2 separate regions of the Homo sapiens genome follow, and region 2 is linked to region 1. The links are chromatin loops, found by intact Hi-C in ENCODE. Cell type or tissue: CD4-positive, alpha-beta T cell. All regions are shown on one strand. Links, peaks and the distances in the headings refer to the core of each region. The heading gives the core; the rest is flanking DNA.

Region 1 (5,693 bases), core at 789-4,788:
TTGGGACCTACATTAGAGAATATAAATCACAAATCAATATACAGTTCAGATAATACTAGATCGTATACAGCAACTGCCTGTGACAGCAGTGGGAGGTGGGAAAAGTCCCCTCCCTGTGTGCATTTTGAGAAATACACTGTTTTTATTTGGTACAGTTGCATATTCATTTCTAACAGACTGCATCCTAAAAGAATTGGACTTTTATAGATTCCATGAATATTCAGAGAGTCACCAAAACCAATTTTGTCCTTTACCTTATGTGTCTAGACCCATCTGTCATTTGCTTGCTAGATGGTCATAGTTCTGTATTGTGGCATTTGTCTTTTGAGAAAAAGGTATTTCCCATGTTGATAAGGGGGCATGCTGGTACCTTTGCTTCCCTGCTTGAAAGTTTTCACCTTCAGGGTGGATCTTGGTGAGAGCATGTGGCTAGGCCCTGGCTACTTTGCTGTCTGCCACCAGCTCTCTTAAGCTTTTAGGGCATTGTTTTAGACACTAACGTAGCAAGGGAAGGCATGATGGCTGTTGCCACTAGTAAGTCATAGGGTACTTGGCAAGCTGGCAAAAGCTAGAAGCCTCATTCATTTGCATTTTAATTGGAATGACCATTAGCCAAAAGCCCGAATTTTTAAAATTGTCCATTGAGTCCTTTTTCCCTTTACCCTCTCATTTTCCTGAAGCTGATTTCCATCTCTCTCTCTCTTTTTTTTTTTTTTTTTAAGAGACAGGGTCTTGCTCTGTCACCCAGGCTGCAGTGCAGTGCAGTGGTGTGATCATGTCCTGCTGCAGCCTCAACCTCCTGGGCTAAAGCAGTCCTCCTGCCCCAGCCTCCTGAGTGGTTGGGACTACATGTGTGTGCCACCGTGCCCAGCTAATTTAATTTAATTTTTTTTTTGTAGTGACAGAGTCTCCCTGTGTTACTCAGGCTGGTCTTGAACTCCTGGGCTCAAGCAGCCCTCTCACCTCAGCCTCCCAAAGTACTATGGTTACAGGTGTGAACCACTGCGCCTGGCTGATTTGCATCTTTAGAAAAATGTGTTTCTCAACATTTAAAAACTCATGTCTCTTTGATAAACTTACAAATCTTACATCTCCTTTAATATTATTTAAAATATTATAAAAAGTAAGAATTGTAATAAAAGAAGGCAGTGACAGCCTGAGAAGGATGCCCTTTCTTTCCTTCAGTCGTGTGAGTCATGTGTGAAAGTGGGGCTGGCTTGCTTGCCCCAAGTGTTTTTCCTGTTCTTGCCAGTGACAGAGCACAGAGGAGGTCACTTTCACATCAGGCCTCTTCAGCTGCTTTGTTTTCACGGTCACAACGGGCAGAAAGCCTGCTTTGCAAATGTTGTGTATTTTATTATAATTTTGAAAATGCTTTTTTAGATGACACATGTGCCCATCTCTTCTCTCCAAAGGATTCTGATATGACTCCCATACCATTTCTTACCACCTCACTGCTCTTAATACTTAAACATGAAGAAAGAGACAGAAGAAAGTAATTAAGATGGGATAAGTAAGACATTCTTATTCATGAGCATATTCTGTCTGTCATCATCCCCACGGGGCTGTTATTGCACCTCCTCTTCATTGTTATACCCCCGCCCCCCCGCCCAGATGCACCTGCACGGTCATTTGAGCCCTGTCCTCCAGTCATACTTGGATAAGAGGAAGCCAGCCTCACTGGTTCCATCACAGTTCTAACTGCTGTATAGAGTTCTGTGGTGCCTTAAGTAATACGATTATGTATAGAAAAGCTGGGTGCAACCAGTAGCACATGAAGCACATAACAAATGCCAATTCTGTTCCTTTTCCTCCCCTTTCCAGAATTCAGTGTGTTTGCTTCCAGAACCATCTTTGGGTCTTCTAATGTATAATAAAGAAGGACAGGTTTTTCATAGATGAAATTTTGAGTGGGTTTTATTGATTCACCCATGTGACTCCATACCTGCTAACTCTGGTTCCAGTCCTCCTTCTGGTGAAAATAGGTCTTCTGCATTCTTTTGTTGGTAAGAATAGATGGAGAAGAGAACTAACATTCTTTGAAGATCTCCCGTGTGAGTTTCAGGCAGTCAGGCTTAGTTATTTCATTTGCATCATTACAATGAATCCTCACCACATTCCCATGAGATGGGAACAATTATCTTCATTTCATAGATGAAGAAACGAAACACAGAGATGTTATTTGCCTGTTTTGATCTGTAGCGGTGGAAACAAGATGCAAGGCCACAGCCATTGTTCTTGACATTATATAGAGTTGCTTTGTCGGTTTCGGTGAAAGGTATGATTCTTTAAAACATGCTTAAACTTTTCTATTCTTTGGGTAGGCAGAAAAGGGAAAAAATAGCTAGTTATTATTATCCTTTTGATAGCAAACTCCCTCATGCTACCTAGTAACTATTTGGTATAGGATCCGGGGCAATGCTTGTATGCCCCCAGATGCCTTGCAGTATTTATTTGGCAGACCAAGAATATTATAAGTGTTTACTCTATGGCAGTAGTTATTAAAAGTGGAATTATGATCTCTTTTCATTGTGAGAAATCAATGTCTTTTCAAGAATAGGAGTATTTTAGATTGGCCTAAGGGAGCTTTTCTGGTAATCTGCAAAGGTAACCAAAGGGTTATCTTTTCCTACTTCCACAGAAAAATATTTGGATCCATTTTAATAGGAGTTGTAATAGTGAAAGAATGTGCATACAGTGAAATCTTTTATACTGTTATTTAAAAACAGAAATGTTCACATATAGAAAAAATGAGTAAAAGATATGCTTACAACTTTGAACTCACCATATGTACTCATCATGATGTATATCAGGCAAAATAGAGTTCCATAATTTGTATAATCTTACTCTGGAGTTTGGATTTTAACACTTAAGAATTCATTACTACTACTCTAGTGCTGGCATTCGCCATTATCTGAGGCGTATAGAGAATTCCCTCTCATTGCAGTTGTCTGTGTCCACATTAGGTTTGTTTTGTTTCGCTTTGATTTCTTTTTTACTTTTCAGAATATTTCTGAGGGAAAACAAATCAGATTTGAATAGAAGAATTTTAATTTGGTGAGGGAAATTTGGCAATAGAAAAATGGTTTGATATTGAAAATATGTGCTGAGATAAACAATTATATTAAAAGAGAAAAGAAAAAGGAGCTAATGTTACCAGCTTAACACCATTCAACATGAAAAGATTTGCTACTGAACTTTGTCCTTTGAAACTGCATTTTGAAATTTGGCCACTGGAGGGCGCTGTGCTACTGCAAACCACTTATTCAAGTCAGAAGTCATCGAATCTCTTCATTTTTTCTTCTCAGTAAAAAGATAAAGGATTTATATTCTTGTAATGCCAAATCAGTTCATACTTAACATTCAGCCTTTAGCTGTGGAAACTTGTTTGAATGACAGTAATGGCTTCATTTCAAGTTATCGAAATGTTTAATGCTGTGTAATTTACTCAAATGTGTGTAATCCTTTATTTAACTAGATGAAAATAATATACTGTTAACATTGGTTTTTAGCATTAATTAATGTGACTAATTAAAGTTAAAAACGCTAAAACCAATTTCCCTGTTTTGTTGCATGATGAGACTGTAGAGTTTTCCTCTGGCCCAGACTGGTTTGGGTTCAGTGCTCATCTCCCCACAGCTAGCTCCATCCCCACACGTATCCCTGATGTTTTTGTAGTTAATTTGATTTCAGTGTACCAAAGGCTACTCTTGGTAGCAAAACTGACTAACTATAGATCCTTTTCCTCCTAAAACCTGTCTTCGCAATGACAGGAATCTCCTAACATCACTTTATTATTCCAAAATGAATGTAGCAATGATTGAAATCACTAAATTACTACCAGCACTTAAACAGAGAGAAAAAAGAACAAAGCATGTGCTGAGATCACTAGTCCTGGCAAATAGGAGATGAGTGAGACCTCATTTTCCTCAGGAAAAGGGAGAACCTCAGTATTCCTCCCAAAGACCCCGTCAGCACAAATATTGTTGCCATCCACTATCAATAATAAGGAAAAACAAAACTAAAAGCCCCTGCTGTTTACAAAGTCTTAGTCTGGTCTTGGAAATTGGGTATAAGTCAAAACCAGGTAACACGTTTCTGGCCGCCTGCATCTACTGCTGTGATGTGTTACATTAAAACTACCTATTACAGTTCTGTGTTTGTAGGCATAAATAATTCTTTCTCATTAAACATTGCTCCTCCAGGGTTTCAGAGAAAGGAACGTTTTTACCCAGTGTAATTGTTGATAAATATCCTTTATTCAAAGTAATCGGTAGGTTATAGCACACTTTCTTATTATTTTAAAACTCATGGAATTTTTGTATGTAAGTTGAAAAATTTTTTTCTTTTTTGCTTTAATGAGTAGTATTGAATGGACAATTTTTTAAGGGTTAAAAATGCAGAAGTATCTTATTTTTAGATCGAATTCTAGATTAGAATTGTCTAGGTTTAAAGAACAGCTATAAACATAATTTGCCAACTCCTTCACATAGTATTTTATATCATCATGTAATTTTTTTATGCAGTGGTACTGTTTATTTTGTGAATAAAATCTTAAATCGAAAGTGTACATTTAATTTAGAGCAAAATGCAACTTTATTATTAGCATATTGACAGTTTTTTGGTTTATCAACACTTTAAGAAAAGAATTGATATGCTATTTGTGCCACATTATAATTTTCCTTACCATAAAATGTCAATATTATACATACACACAAAATAGTTCTCTTAGTTGATTAAAACAAATAATTGAAATAAAAAATTATGTTTATTCTTACATGTATGCCATGTAGCACTTTAAGGAGATGAGTTTATGAAATTCATGAATGAGAGGATGATGTAAGTTTAAAAATCATTATTTTAGTTGCTTTATTCTTCTATTTTAAATTCATAAATAACACAGGTGGCCTGTATTTTGAAAAGAGCCCTTTCCTCCATTTGAACTTTATAAACACTGAGGCAGTAGGTGTAAATATTATCTCCATTTTATATTGAAGGAAATGGGGCCATAGGAAGATGAAAATTACTTTCCCAAGATCATAGAAATAGCATGGGCTAAAGCTAGGGCTGAGCTTCAGTTACCTGCTCCTGGTCAGTGTTCCTTCCTGCACATCTCCCTCCTTTAAAAACTTAGGGTGCAGTCCTGAAGGGGTGCTGTTGAACCCTGAATGGAGACTGTGAACCGAGATCCCAGGAGAGGCCTTTGGATGGAAAGGCTGGCCTTTGTTTCTTTGTGTATTATAGATTGATTTAGGCTGTTTCTGTGGGCCCATTTTCTCATCTCTAAAGTGGGACCCGGTTAATCTTTTTTCAGTTGTATCCACAACAGAGTAAACAATAATGGAGATTTAATTTATTGAGAACTTTGAGCCTGAGGGTAAAAGCTATTTGTAGTGTAGTTTTTGCCCTTCTGTGTTTTTTGGAAAAGGAAAGTTACTCTTTCCTTTTTATTTACATGAAAGACAGCAAGCTTGAAAAAATTAAGTATTGGAAGTGAACAGATGAGCCATCCTTCATCACAGAAACCCAAGGAAATATTACTTTAATGATTCTTAATACACTCCATAATTACTCTTAATACACCCTGTTGGGCCAGGTGAAAGACTCAGGATTTGTTTTTCTTCCTTCATTGCCTCATTGCTTTGTGGTTTCTTCTCATTTGAGAATGAGATTTTTTTTTTAAAGAATGTATT
Region 2 (5,693 bases), core at 728-4,727, 910 kb after region 1:
TTCTGCTCATGCCAATTCCCCTTCTGCCTGTCTCTGCCCGCTTCTCTCTGGGCTGGTCTCTCCGAGACTCTGTTCCCTTGGCTGGCATGCCCTCCACCTCCCCTGATGGTTCAGCAGAGATGAAGCCGGCCTGGCTCATGGGTGTGGGTAATGTACTAGTGCAGGAGAGTGGTGGGGCCCAGTCTGGGTGCAGGAGTGAGAGGCATTAAGGCCTTAAAGACCCCTCATTCATGCCCAGGAGAAAGGCTATCCCAGCTCTGGGAAAGGGTGGTGGAGAAGGCTGTGGGAGGGGAGTCCTGTTCTACAGGCAGAGCCAGGATTTGCCCGGGACCCCAGGAACAGGGTAAGCAATGCTCACCATTTCCCAAGGTAACCAGGATAGAACGACCCTTCCCAGCTCCTTCCCAGCTCTTTCTCAGCCTCCATCTCAAGGAGACGCAAGGGGCTGGGGCGAAGGGTGTACAAGAGTTTCTGTCTACCCAGTGGGTCTCTGAAGAGCAAAATGGAGGGGTGGCGTGTATTAGTTTCCTTGTTGCAGCTTTCACAAATTACTACAACCCTTGTGGCTTAAAGCAACACACATTTATTTTCTTATAGTTCTAGGAGTCAAGAGTCCAAAATGAATCTTATAAGGGCTGAGAGGAGTGGCTCACCCCTGTAATTCCAGCACTTTGGGAAGCTGAGGTGGATGGATTGCTTGAACCCAGGAGTTTGAGACCAGCCTGGGCAACATGGTGAAAACCCATCTCTACATAAAATACAAAAAATTAGCCGGGTGTGGTAGTGCATGCCTGTGGTCCCAGCTACTTAGGAGGCAGAGGTTGCTGTAAGCTGAGATCATGCCACAGCACTCTGGCCTGGGAAACAGAGTGATATCCTAGCTCATAAATAAATAAATAAATAAATCTTCTGGGGCTAAAATCAAGGTGTTGGCAGGACTGCATTCCTTTCAGAGGCTCCGGCCCAGGGCGGGGGAGGGGCTTCATTGTTGGCCTCTTCCAGTTTCTAGACGCTGCCAGCATTTTTTGATTTGGCGGCGACATCACTCCAGTCTCTGTGTCTACCACCATATCTCTGACTCTCCTGCCTCTTCCATTTATGGGGACCCTTGTGATGACACTGGGCCCACCCCAGTAACCCAGGATAATCTCTCCTTCTCAAGATCCTTAATTTAATCATACCTACAAAGTTCCTTTTCTATAAGGAATAAGGAATAAGATAGCATACACAGGCTGCAGGGATTAGGACGTGGACTTCTTGATGGTGGCCGTATTCCACCTATCACAGGGGCTCCACACAGGGTAGACTGCTGCAGCCCCGTGAGGACAGAACTCTGTCTTTTCTCACTGCTGTTCCTGCCTTCTAGAGCTTGGGCAAAGTCACAGGATTGCACGGGCTCTGGAGCCACCTGCATTCATTCCTGGCTCTGCCTCTTCCTAGTGGTGATCCTTGGCAAGTCACTTAACCCATCTGTGCCTCAGTTTCTTTCTGTGTAAAATGGGGATAATAACAGTACTACCCTCAAAGGTTTTTTGTAAGGATTCGATGAGTTAATCCATCTAAGGTGCAGAGAAGCATGTCTGGCACGTCCATAAGGGCTCCGGATGGAATGTGCAGTGCCCAGCACATGGCGAGCATGTCACCTACCATCATTCTGATTGCAGTTCCTTCTCTAACGCTTCCCATGGGCCCAGCCCTGGGATAGGCCTGTGGCAACTACCGAAGAAGGCAGGGCATTTCTTGTGCTCAAGGAATTCAGACTTGCATCAGGAATACAAAGGCTCAGCCGGGCATGGTGGCTCATGCCTATAATCACAGCACTTTGGGAGGCCGAGATGGTTCTATCAATGGAGGCCAGGAGTTTGAGACTAGCCTGGCCAATATGGTGAAACCCCCATGTTTACTAAAAATACAAAAATTAGCCGGGCATGGTGGGACACGCCTGTAATCCCAGCTACTCTAGAGGCTGAGGTGAGAGAATCACTTAAACCTGGGAGGCAGAGGTTGCAGTGAGCTGAGATCACGCCACTGCACTCCAGCCTGGGCGACAGATGGAGAAACTCCATCAATAAAATAAAATAAAATAAAATAAAATAAAATAAAATAAAATAAAATAAAATAAAATAAAATAAAATAAAGGCTTATAGAAACATAAAACTTTACTTTTTCTGGAAGGACTTCTAAAAATTATTTCACAAATGTTTGTGCTCTTACGTTTTCTTCATGATGTATCTGTGATCATCACTGGTGCAATCTGCCAAGTCTCTCCAGCTCGCCGCCTTCTGGGCAGGTGGCAGAGTTGCACTCGTTGCCTCCATGTGGGTGGGCCAGGTTCTAGGACTGGTCCTGGCCAATGAGTTGTGAGCACCATGAAAGTGTCACTTTCAGGCCGTGGCATTTAATTCCTGGTGAGAGCGAGACCTTCCAGCGTTCTCTCTTGCCCTCTGTCACAGCGTCTCTGTCAGCCAGTGCTCTGAGTGACTGCCATGAGCACAGCCTCCTGCTGACCCACGACGAACATGGAGAGTAAGAATTAAATTGAGTTGTCTTACGGCCCTGAAATTTAGGAGTTGCTTGTCACCTCAGCATAACCTAGCCTCTCCTGACCGATTCAGCAACTAAACTTGTTTACAGAGGGAAAAATCCAATCAACACCATCACACTATTATTGATGACTCACCATTCAATCACCATCTCTGTACCAATCTATAACTTAAATAGCTGGGATCCATGAAGAACATCCACTTTTGTGCCTACTTTTCCATTCAACGTTTTTTCCCTGCGTGTTTCTATCAGTTAGAACTTGATTTGGTTATTAATGGCAGAAAATCCAAATTAACAATGATTAAACACCCAGGGTTACTTTAATCCCTCAAGTAAAAAGTTCAGAAGTAGGCAGTCCAGGGCTGACACGGTGACCTGGTGATAATGAATCAGCTTCCTTCTTTCACGTGACTCTGCCATGCACAGCAGATGCCTTCCTCCAAATGGCCCAAGGTGGCTGCTGAAACTCAAATGATCACAACTGCATTCCGGCCAGCGGGAAGGAAGAAAGCTCCAGGAGGGGCATGCTCCTCTCTGTAATGACATGTGTCACAGATGACTGTTCTGTTTATATCCCTTTGGCCAGAACTTGGTCACAAGGCCACACCTAGTTGCAAGGGATATTGGGAAATGGAATATCTCTTCTGGGCAGCCATGTACCCTGCTAAAGTTTTTTCTAAGGGTGGAAGAGAGATGGATCCAGGGAGGCAACCGGCAGCTGCTGCCACAGTGTGAGCTGTTATTCCTTCACGTATAAATTCCATGGCTTAATGACCAGTTTGGACCTTTCTAGTTTTTTTCACATTCCAGATAATCATATTAGTGCAAATTGCTTTTCTCCATTTGTGTTATTTCTTTGAGATTTATTTCCAAATGTGTGATAACCTGCCAAGCCGAAGGGCATGAGTTGTTCTCTCCGGCAGTAGCTGCTGCTGTTACATTTTGCTATAGCCCAAACAATAGAGCTGTGGAGAATTTAGGAGCCAATGTTCCCGTTTCCTCCCAGCTGGGCCAACATTGCCTCGTACTATTTTCATCTCTTTTAATTAATTTAACATGTGTGTTGTTTAAGGATGTTTTCGTTTTCATGTTATTCACTGGCAGTCAGCTGAGATTTGGGCCCAGGACTGGTTTCCCAACTACATTTTCTCACATATTAACTTTTTTTTTTTTCCAACTGGAAGGAAATCTTTAATGCCCATTTTAGAGCTGAGAAAACTGAGGCCCTAAGGATGACGTCACATGCAGTTATGACAGAGGCAGTACTGCACCCTAGCTTGGACTCCTAGCCCAGTGCTCCTACAAACAGCGTGTTTAAAGGATAAAGGAGGTATATGATGGAGGCTGAAATGCAGTAAGAAAGCACTGGATGGGAAATTGTGGGCCTCCCTAGGTGAGGTTTGTTTTGACTAATTAACCCCCATGGCTTTGTGCAAGCTGCTTCCTTTCCCTGGGCCTCACTTTCCCCAGATGCAGAGTAGGAAGGGTGGAGCAGACCCTCTCCAAGACCCTTCCAGCTCTTGATGGAAAGTACAATAATCAGTGCTAGGACAACTGAGGAGGATGGGGTAGGAAGGTGGGGAAGACAGGGGAGATCCACGGGGCCTAGGGAAGGTGGCAGAGGTCAGGGATGGGGGGTCTGGAGAGGGGCAGGCTGGAGCCAGGGTCTTGTCTTCCTGCCTGTGTTTGCACTGTGCTACCACTGTGTCTGTCTTGAGTTCGGGCTGAGGGTAAACATGCACAGTCTATTTTGGGTGTGCTGGTGAGGACTGAGTATTAGGATGAGGCAGGGTCACTCTTACCTCACCCCAGGGAGGTAGGATGCGGCCGGAGGTGCTTCTCCTGTGGTGACAGGGACAGTGGAGTAATCTGGAGCCCAGGAGGGGAGGCCTCCTCAGGCCTGCTACTAGAAGGCCTGGCCCCCGCCCATTCTCAATTCTCGCAGGAGAGAGTGTTCCCCTGACGCTCCTATGGTCTCTTCTCAACACAGCAGCTACAGAGATTTTTTTTTTTTTTTTTTTTGAGACGGTGTCTCGCTCTGTTGCCTAGGCTGGAGTGCAGTGGTGAGATCTCAGCTCACTGCAAGCTCCACCTCCCGGGTTCATGCCATTCTCCTGCCTCAGCCTCCCGAGTAGCTGGGACTACAGGTGCCCGCGACCATGCCCGGCTAACTTTTTGTATTTTTTTTAGTAGAGACGGGGTTTCACTGTGTTAGCCAGGATGGTCTCTATCTCCTGATCTCATGATCTGCCCGCCTCGGCCTCCCAAAGTGCTGGGATTCCAGGCATGAAGCACCACGCCCGGCCAGAGATTTTTTAAAAACATAAGCGAGGTCATGTCATGTCCCTCCTCTGCTCGGCAGGGCTGCTCATTTCACTCGGAGTAAAGGTGCAAGCCCTCACCATGGACTACCAGCTGCCTACAATCTGGCCCCTCGTGATCTCCCTGACTTTCCGTCCTGCCACTCTCCCCCGGTTCACTCCACTCCCGCTGCCCCTGCCTCCCTGATGGCTCCTCGAATCCCGGGCACTCTCCTACCCCAGGGCCTTTGCTCCGGCTGCTGCCTCTGCCTGGAGCGCTCTTCCCCCAGGCGTCTGCAGAGCTGACTCCCTCACCTCCTTCAGGTCTGTGCTCCACTGTCACCCCTATGGCACTATTTAAAGCTGTCACGCTCCCCCCACCAGCACTTCCCACCCTCCATCCCTGCTGTATTGTCAATAGCACGCATGCCCTTTAATATACTATAGAATTTGATTATTTCCTTTGTCCTATCAGCTTTTCTCTGCTAAAATGTGAGCTCCATGAGGCAGAGATATTTGTCTCTTGTTTCCTGATGCACAGTAAGTGCGCAGGGCATATTCATGGAATGAATGAATGAATGTAGTCCAGCCCCTCGTTTCACACAGTGGAGGCAGTGTCCTTGAGCTAACAGAAAAAGTTAGCAGCAGGATCCAGGAGCAGACCAAACACCTCCAGACACGCAGTCCAGTGCTCCTTAAGCCCCTCCAGGTTTGATAAAGCTGAGTGCGGCAGATGGCGTTCGGGCCCCACTGAGATCTCCTCCAATCACTTTTTTTTTTTTTAGACGGAGTCTCACTCTTGTTGCCCAGGCTGGAGTGCAATGGCGCAATCTTGGCTCACTGCAACCT

Evidence for each region. A loop is a pair of places that touch in the nucleus more often than their neighbours do. Peaks named below come from ENCODE experiments on the same cell type or tissue, not always from the same donor. Only the 100,000 strongest peaks of a DNase experiment are listed, where the experiment ranks them.
Region 2: it touches region 1 in a loop (3-fold over the local background); 3 of 110 quality-filtered maps call a loop at or near these places.

Annotation. Positions count from the first base shown.
Region 1 is chr6:38,491,682-38,497,374 of GRCh38, reverse strand. The region is part of intron 6 of BTBD9 (BTB domain containing 9); the gene reads left to right. Among named protein-coding and RNA genes, the nearest start is that of BTBD9-AS1, 13 kb to the right of the region's middle. In CD4-positive, alpha-beta T cell, for the core only: a CTCF peak has its summit at 3,229 (motif pointing right); a DNase peak (open chromatin) is centred at 3,244.
Region 2 is chr6:37,577,715-37,583,407 of GRCh38, reverse strand. LOC124901313 (a long non-coding RNA gene) reads right to left here. Exons shown (of 2, transcript XR_007059568.1): 2 at 2,846-3,078. Among named protein-coding and RNA genes, the nearest start is that of MIR4462, 25 kb to the right of the region's middle. In CD4-positive, alpha-beta T cell, for the core only: no CTCF peak of the experiment used is centred there; DNase peaks (open chromatin) are centred at 2,287 and 2,977.